2 separate regions of the Homo sapiens genome follow, and region 2 is linked to region 1. Evidence: chromatin contacts called from ENCODE Hi-C or POLR2A ChIA-PET data. All regions are on one chromosome and are shown on one strand. Each heading gives the region's core, a stretch centred on a gene start or an enhancer-like site at or near the end of the contact. The rest is flanking DNA. Distances are from core to core; before and after follow the strand shown. Region 1 overlaps UTRN (utrophin). Region 2 overlaps UTRN (utrophin).

Region 1 (2,588 bases), core at 33-2,532:
TTGTAAACTTAACAAAAAATTTATCCGTTAGGAATGTGTGGCCTGCTTTATTTAGCACCTCCAATTCTTCTTCTTATTTTTTTTTTTTGCTTTTACTTTGTAAATATTTTAAGACAGCCTACAGCAGTAGTTGGATTAGATGGAAGAGGCAATTAAAAATGAATTATATTGCAAGGTGATTTTTCGTTTATCATAGCTAAGACAATTACAATGTTCCAGTTTCTTTGTAGTTACAAGTGGTTGTCCTTATTGTGTTTTCTCTCTGCATTTTCCGGGGGGTGGAAATAAGTAATTATATTAATATTTAGACATGATTTAGATATATTGTTATCTATAAAACAGGGAAAACAGAGCAAAACTGGCTCATAGGATCCCTTCGTGAATGATAACTAGGGCTTCTATATGTAAAGAGAGTTTTCTCTTTTAAACCCAGTGAACTTTACAATTTTTAACTATTTTAAATGGACATCTTTGTAGAATATATAAATCTTTCTTTGCCTTCTTAAAGCTTGTGAATGTATATTTAACTTTTTTCTGAATTCTTGGTAGTATTGTTGCAAAGATAGAATTAAGGAACTTTAATGGATACGAGTGACCTTAGAGTTCTTCTGAACCAGTGTTTCTCAACCTTTCTTTACATTATCGCTTCCCTAAGGAGCCTGTGTAGACTCATCTTCCCATGAAATTTTAATACCATGATATACTGTGTACTGTATGGTTGTGCTTTATACATAAAAAGAATACATTTTTTCACCCTCCCCCTGAAAAGAAATAACCATTTATTACCTGTGTTGAGAATACATGGTCTAATCTAATATTCTCAGGCTCAGAGAAGTTAAGTGACATGTTCAAAGTCATGCAACACAGTCAGGATGATATTTTTCTATACTAAATGGTAATGCTCTTCATGCTGTGAGTTCTGAAGAATTGGCAGTAAATTTATTCAGGCTGCTATACTTTGTGAGATTTGGGGCTTTGTTTTGTGCGTATAAATTTTGAGTGTCGTCTCATTGTCAGGCACTGTACTGACCTCTTCACACACATCATTTCATTTAATCTTCACAACAACTGCAGGAGAGAGGTAGCATTTTCATCAGTCCTATGTTAATGAATAAACTGAAGTACAGAGAAGTTAAGGAATTACTCAAGACTACACAGCTTATAATGGCAGAGTTGGGATTGGAATTCAAGCTTGACTGGCAAGCCAGGCTCTTATTGTCTCTAAAAACAGTTTCATTTTTGTTCTTTGAATCAGACTGTCAGCCGTTGCTGACATTCTTGGTGACTGCTTTGTGTACCCGCCTCTCAGTTCTGTCTGTAATTCCGCTTACTGATTCTTATCTGTGTTGAGTTTAGAAGCCATATCAGATGAAAGATACGGGGCCTTTTTTATGCATAATGTAATGCACTCCAGTACGTGGCCATCACACCCCGTCTAATGGCTGCTGAGAGGCCTTTTTACCATGGCTGCCCTCTTATCTTCCAGCCTGTTCTTTATATACATCATTGTCAGCCAAATTCTGGAGGGGTGAAGGGTTGTTATATTTGCACATGGAATACTGTGCAGCATAATGTGTGAAGTTCAATATCAGCTTTCAAAGGAAATGTTTTGTATGAATTGCAGTTAGCCTAAATAATTTAGCTATTCACAATTATAAGTCCACAATCCCTTATCTACAATGCCAAAATCTAAAAACAGCTTTGATAACAGAAATCTTTGAATTACCATGCAGCTCTTTATTAAAGTCTTTATTTATTCTGGTTAGTATGAATAGCCTTTTTCCTTGCTGCAGAAATATTAATGTGTTTGATTGCTTCCCCAGACCCTGTTCAGGGGTAGTAATTAATATAGTTACTTTCATAATATTAGTTTTCTAATGTTCAAAAATAATATTACTTCTGAAACGCAACTGAATCCTGATTTTTTGGATTCTTTGAAAAGTAGGCCTGTCTCTAATGTTTCTAACTAATCTATATATCCTGACCACTACTTTTTTTACTTATCACTTTTTTTCCTTCCATCTCTTAATGCTAATTAACAAATTTTCTAGTGCCAGTTGAGATAGTGATTGTTGAAATGTGTTTATAGCACAGTCAGTGTGGATGCCTGATTTGGGTCTAAAATGCTATTTTAGCTGTATATATTTTGGCACTCCAGGGCAAAAATAACATTATATATATATATATATATATATATATATATATATATATATATATATATATATATACATACACACACACACGTATACACACCTGTGTAACACACATGTATATATACATACACATATATGTGTGTGTTTATACACACACATATACACACACATATAACTGTGTGTATAGACGTGTTTGCACATGCATGTATATACAGGTATGTATATATATGCACACTCATGTATATACACACATAGTTATCTACACTGAAGTATTGTAAAGGAAATGAGACAGTATAACTGTGTGCTATAAATAGTTTCTTAGAAATCACTAATTACTCTGTGTTTTTCTCCTTGTCCTTATCGCATTTTACCTTGCCTATGTTAAGGTATTTCTAGGTTTGTACAGGCAGAACAGAAAGCACTGAGTGTAAGGTA
Region 2 (2,588 bases), core at 33-2,532, 230 kb before region 1:
GTGGCTAATTTTCGTATTTGTATTTTTAGTAGAGATGGGGTTTTGTCATGTTGGCCAGGCCTGTCTCGAACTCCTGACCTCAGGTGATCCACCCACCTCGGCCTCCCAAAGTGCTGGGATTACAGGTATGAGCCACTGAGCTCAGCCTGATATTAACCTTTTAATTCAATACAGTCTTCCCATAACAGACCTTCTCCCATTGATGGGCTCATTTTTATTGCTCTTTGTTCTCTACTGATTCTGTCAGTTTTTAGAGCCCATAAAATAGCTTCATTTCTATACCGTCTTATTCACATTCAGATTTTTCATATAGCATGTCACACACAGTATAAGACATTTTCCATAACATATTATGAGTTGATGATTTCTGTCATGTTGAAGAAGATCATACAGCAACACTTATCTTGTAAATTCTCTTATAATGCCAGGTAAAAAAAATGTTATGTGAAATGGCACATTGAAAGAAAGGAAAATCTAAAGGTGGATTGCTTAAATGATTGTGATTGTTTTTCCCATTGGATCTTCTGCAGATGAGAATTCCCTGCATAGATCACCCAAGGGGTGGCAGATCGGGCTTCTCAGTTTCAGCCAGGGGTGGACGGTTTGCATCTCCTGATGTGTTCATCAACAACATGATGAAGCCAGTGTCCTTGGCTACTGATTCCAACCTTTTGTTCTGTTCTTGGAGAAATGGGGAAAAAGATACACTTATATACTAGTGTAGATTTTGGTTATCTTTATTTGTGAAGAAAATTTTTTGTTTACCTCTCATTTTATTCATTCGTTCAGTAAATATCTCATTTTATTCATTCGTTCAGTAAATATTTATCCACCCACCTACTATGTGCTAGGCACTGTGATAGTCACTAGGTATTAAAAAAGTACATTGATGATCGATGCTAAGATTATTTTCAAACTATTTTAAGAGAGGACTCCTAAATTAAAAGAAATTATGTATCAACAGACAAATGCCCTTTTATTTTTTTCCCTACAAAATTGCTGCTGGCTAGAGAATGATGATGATTTGCACTTCTGACATCATTGCCTAATGTTGGGTTTCTGTGCCTGGGCTCTTTATGCTGTGGAGGCAAATGGTGCTTTGAGTGTCTTAATTTCACCGGAATGCTGCACCTGTTGCTGGCTATTCTTGCATATGAAATCCAGACCCTAGAGTCACTTGCTTTCATTTCCTTTTCCTCCTCCCTCTTTCCGGTGTGTGTTTGGGGGGGGTGGGGGTGGTGAGGCAGGGTGGGGGCAGCAGATTAGTAGCTTCTGTGAAGAGTAACCACCTTCCTGTTCCGTCAAGGCTATGATTTTAGCGCCCCCGGGAGTGGTAGTGTTGCGTCACTCTGTCATCTGTCGCCGAAAGACTCATAATCCGGGCAGCCTCAAGAGTTTGAGGCGTGGGTTTGTGCCCGAGTTTGGGGTTCTAGGGGAGGGGTGAAGTGGAACAGGCTTTCAGCAGCTGCTGCCGCCACCTGATACCTGGAACCTTACTGCTATTGAGGAACATGTATTTCCTCTTGGCTTCATTTGCTGTTTGGCTATGACTGAGGAAGACAGGAGGTATTGCATAGTATCATTTACTTTCATAAACATAACTTTGACATCTCTAGGCTTCATGTTGGTTCAGGCAATGCTCTCGAAAGCCAGGGAGCTGCTTTGCAAGATGCATGCTATGGCTGAAGGAACGGCTCAATAGCTGGGAGCTGGCCCTGAGGTTTAAATCCACTCACAGCACGAATTTGGTGTTTTACTTTGTGTCCTGAAACCTCAATAACCTCATTTTTCAAGTGAGAGTTGAAATATTGACACAACTTAACTTTTAAGAATTTTGAAGGCATCAGTGAAAATAAATTGAACGAACTTTGAAGTTCAGAGATCTCTAAAAGTGAATACAGACCAAATTATATCCTGATGATCAAGTAGGAACATCCGTAGTTCCAGTACTATAGTTCATTGACAACCTCCAGAAAGTTACGGTAGTCTAACATTCCTTATTTAAAACCAACTTTGCCATGTTTAATTTATTTATACTTTTATAGATAGACAGATTTACTACTGGACATTCTCTGGCAGAGAAAAATTTCATGGAAAGTGAAGTTTAATGTGAAATGGCACATAAGTGGTCCTGACTTGCAAACTCAGGAATGGCTTGTTGACCACTGTCCTGGAATAAGAGAGCCCAGCTTTGTTCTTGTCTTATTTCTGGATCGCCCTTTCTCCTTTGTACCTTCTGACATTGTTTCTGAGTTCCCTCCTCCCATCTGCCACCCGCTCCTTTGCAACTCTGTAGAGCATTTTAATAACAGGTTGTTTGTGCCTGTCTTGCCTCTGCAGCACTCACTCCCACCTGTTTCCTCAGCCTCTGACTTCTCCTTTCCCCTTTTTGGCATGCTCTGACCTGCCTCCGTAGTTGAACCCGATTCCTGAGGCAATGATATGGCAGGTCCCTCAACTCTCCATCTATAGCACTTGCCTTGCCTGGCCTGGGAACCGGCTCTTTCACTGCTGTACTGCATGGAACAGAGTAGGCACTGCTTAAACCTATCAGCTGCCTGGCTCTCTCAAATGCTCTTTCCAGGAAC

Evidence for each region. A loop is a pair of places that touch in the nucleus more often than their neighbours do. ChIA-PET counts read pairs that join two places held with the same protein, here RNA polymerase II (POLR2A). Pooled maps may share reads with other maps.
Region 2: a pooled map shows a loop between it and region 1 (3-fold over the local background). The contact joins two enhancer-like sites. A Hi-C loop is called at or near these places in 1 of 168 maps with a recorded cell type or tissue (naive thymus-derived CD4-positive, alpha-beta T cell) and 6 of 50 pooled maps. POLR2A ChIA-PET finds 5 or more read pairs at or near these places in 2 of 52 experiments (T-cell and naive thymus-derived CD8-positive, alpha-beta T cell).

Annotation. Positions count from the first base shown.
Region 1 is chr6:144,559,034-144,561,621 of GRCh38, forward strand. All of the region lies in intron 50 of UTRN (utrophin), which reads left to right. Among named protein-coding and RNA genes, the nearest start is that of SNORA98, 150 kb to the left of the region's middle. Within about 2 kb of position 1,283, at least 5 of the 41 ENCODE cell types and tissues checked have a DNase peak (open chromatin) inside an H3K27ac peak, as active enhancers do.
Region 2 is chr6:144,333,094-144,335,681 of GRCh38, forward strand. The region is part of intron 2 of UTRN (utrophin); the gene reads left to right. Among named protein-coding and RNA genes, the nearest start is that of UTRN, 49 kb to the left of the region's middle. Within about 2 kb of position 1,283, at least 15 of the 41 ENCODE cell types and tissues checked have a DNase peak (open chromatin) inside an H3K27ac peak, as active enhancers do.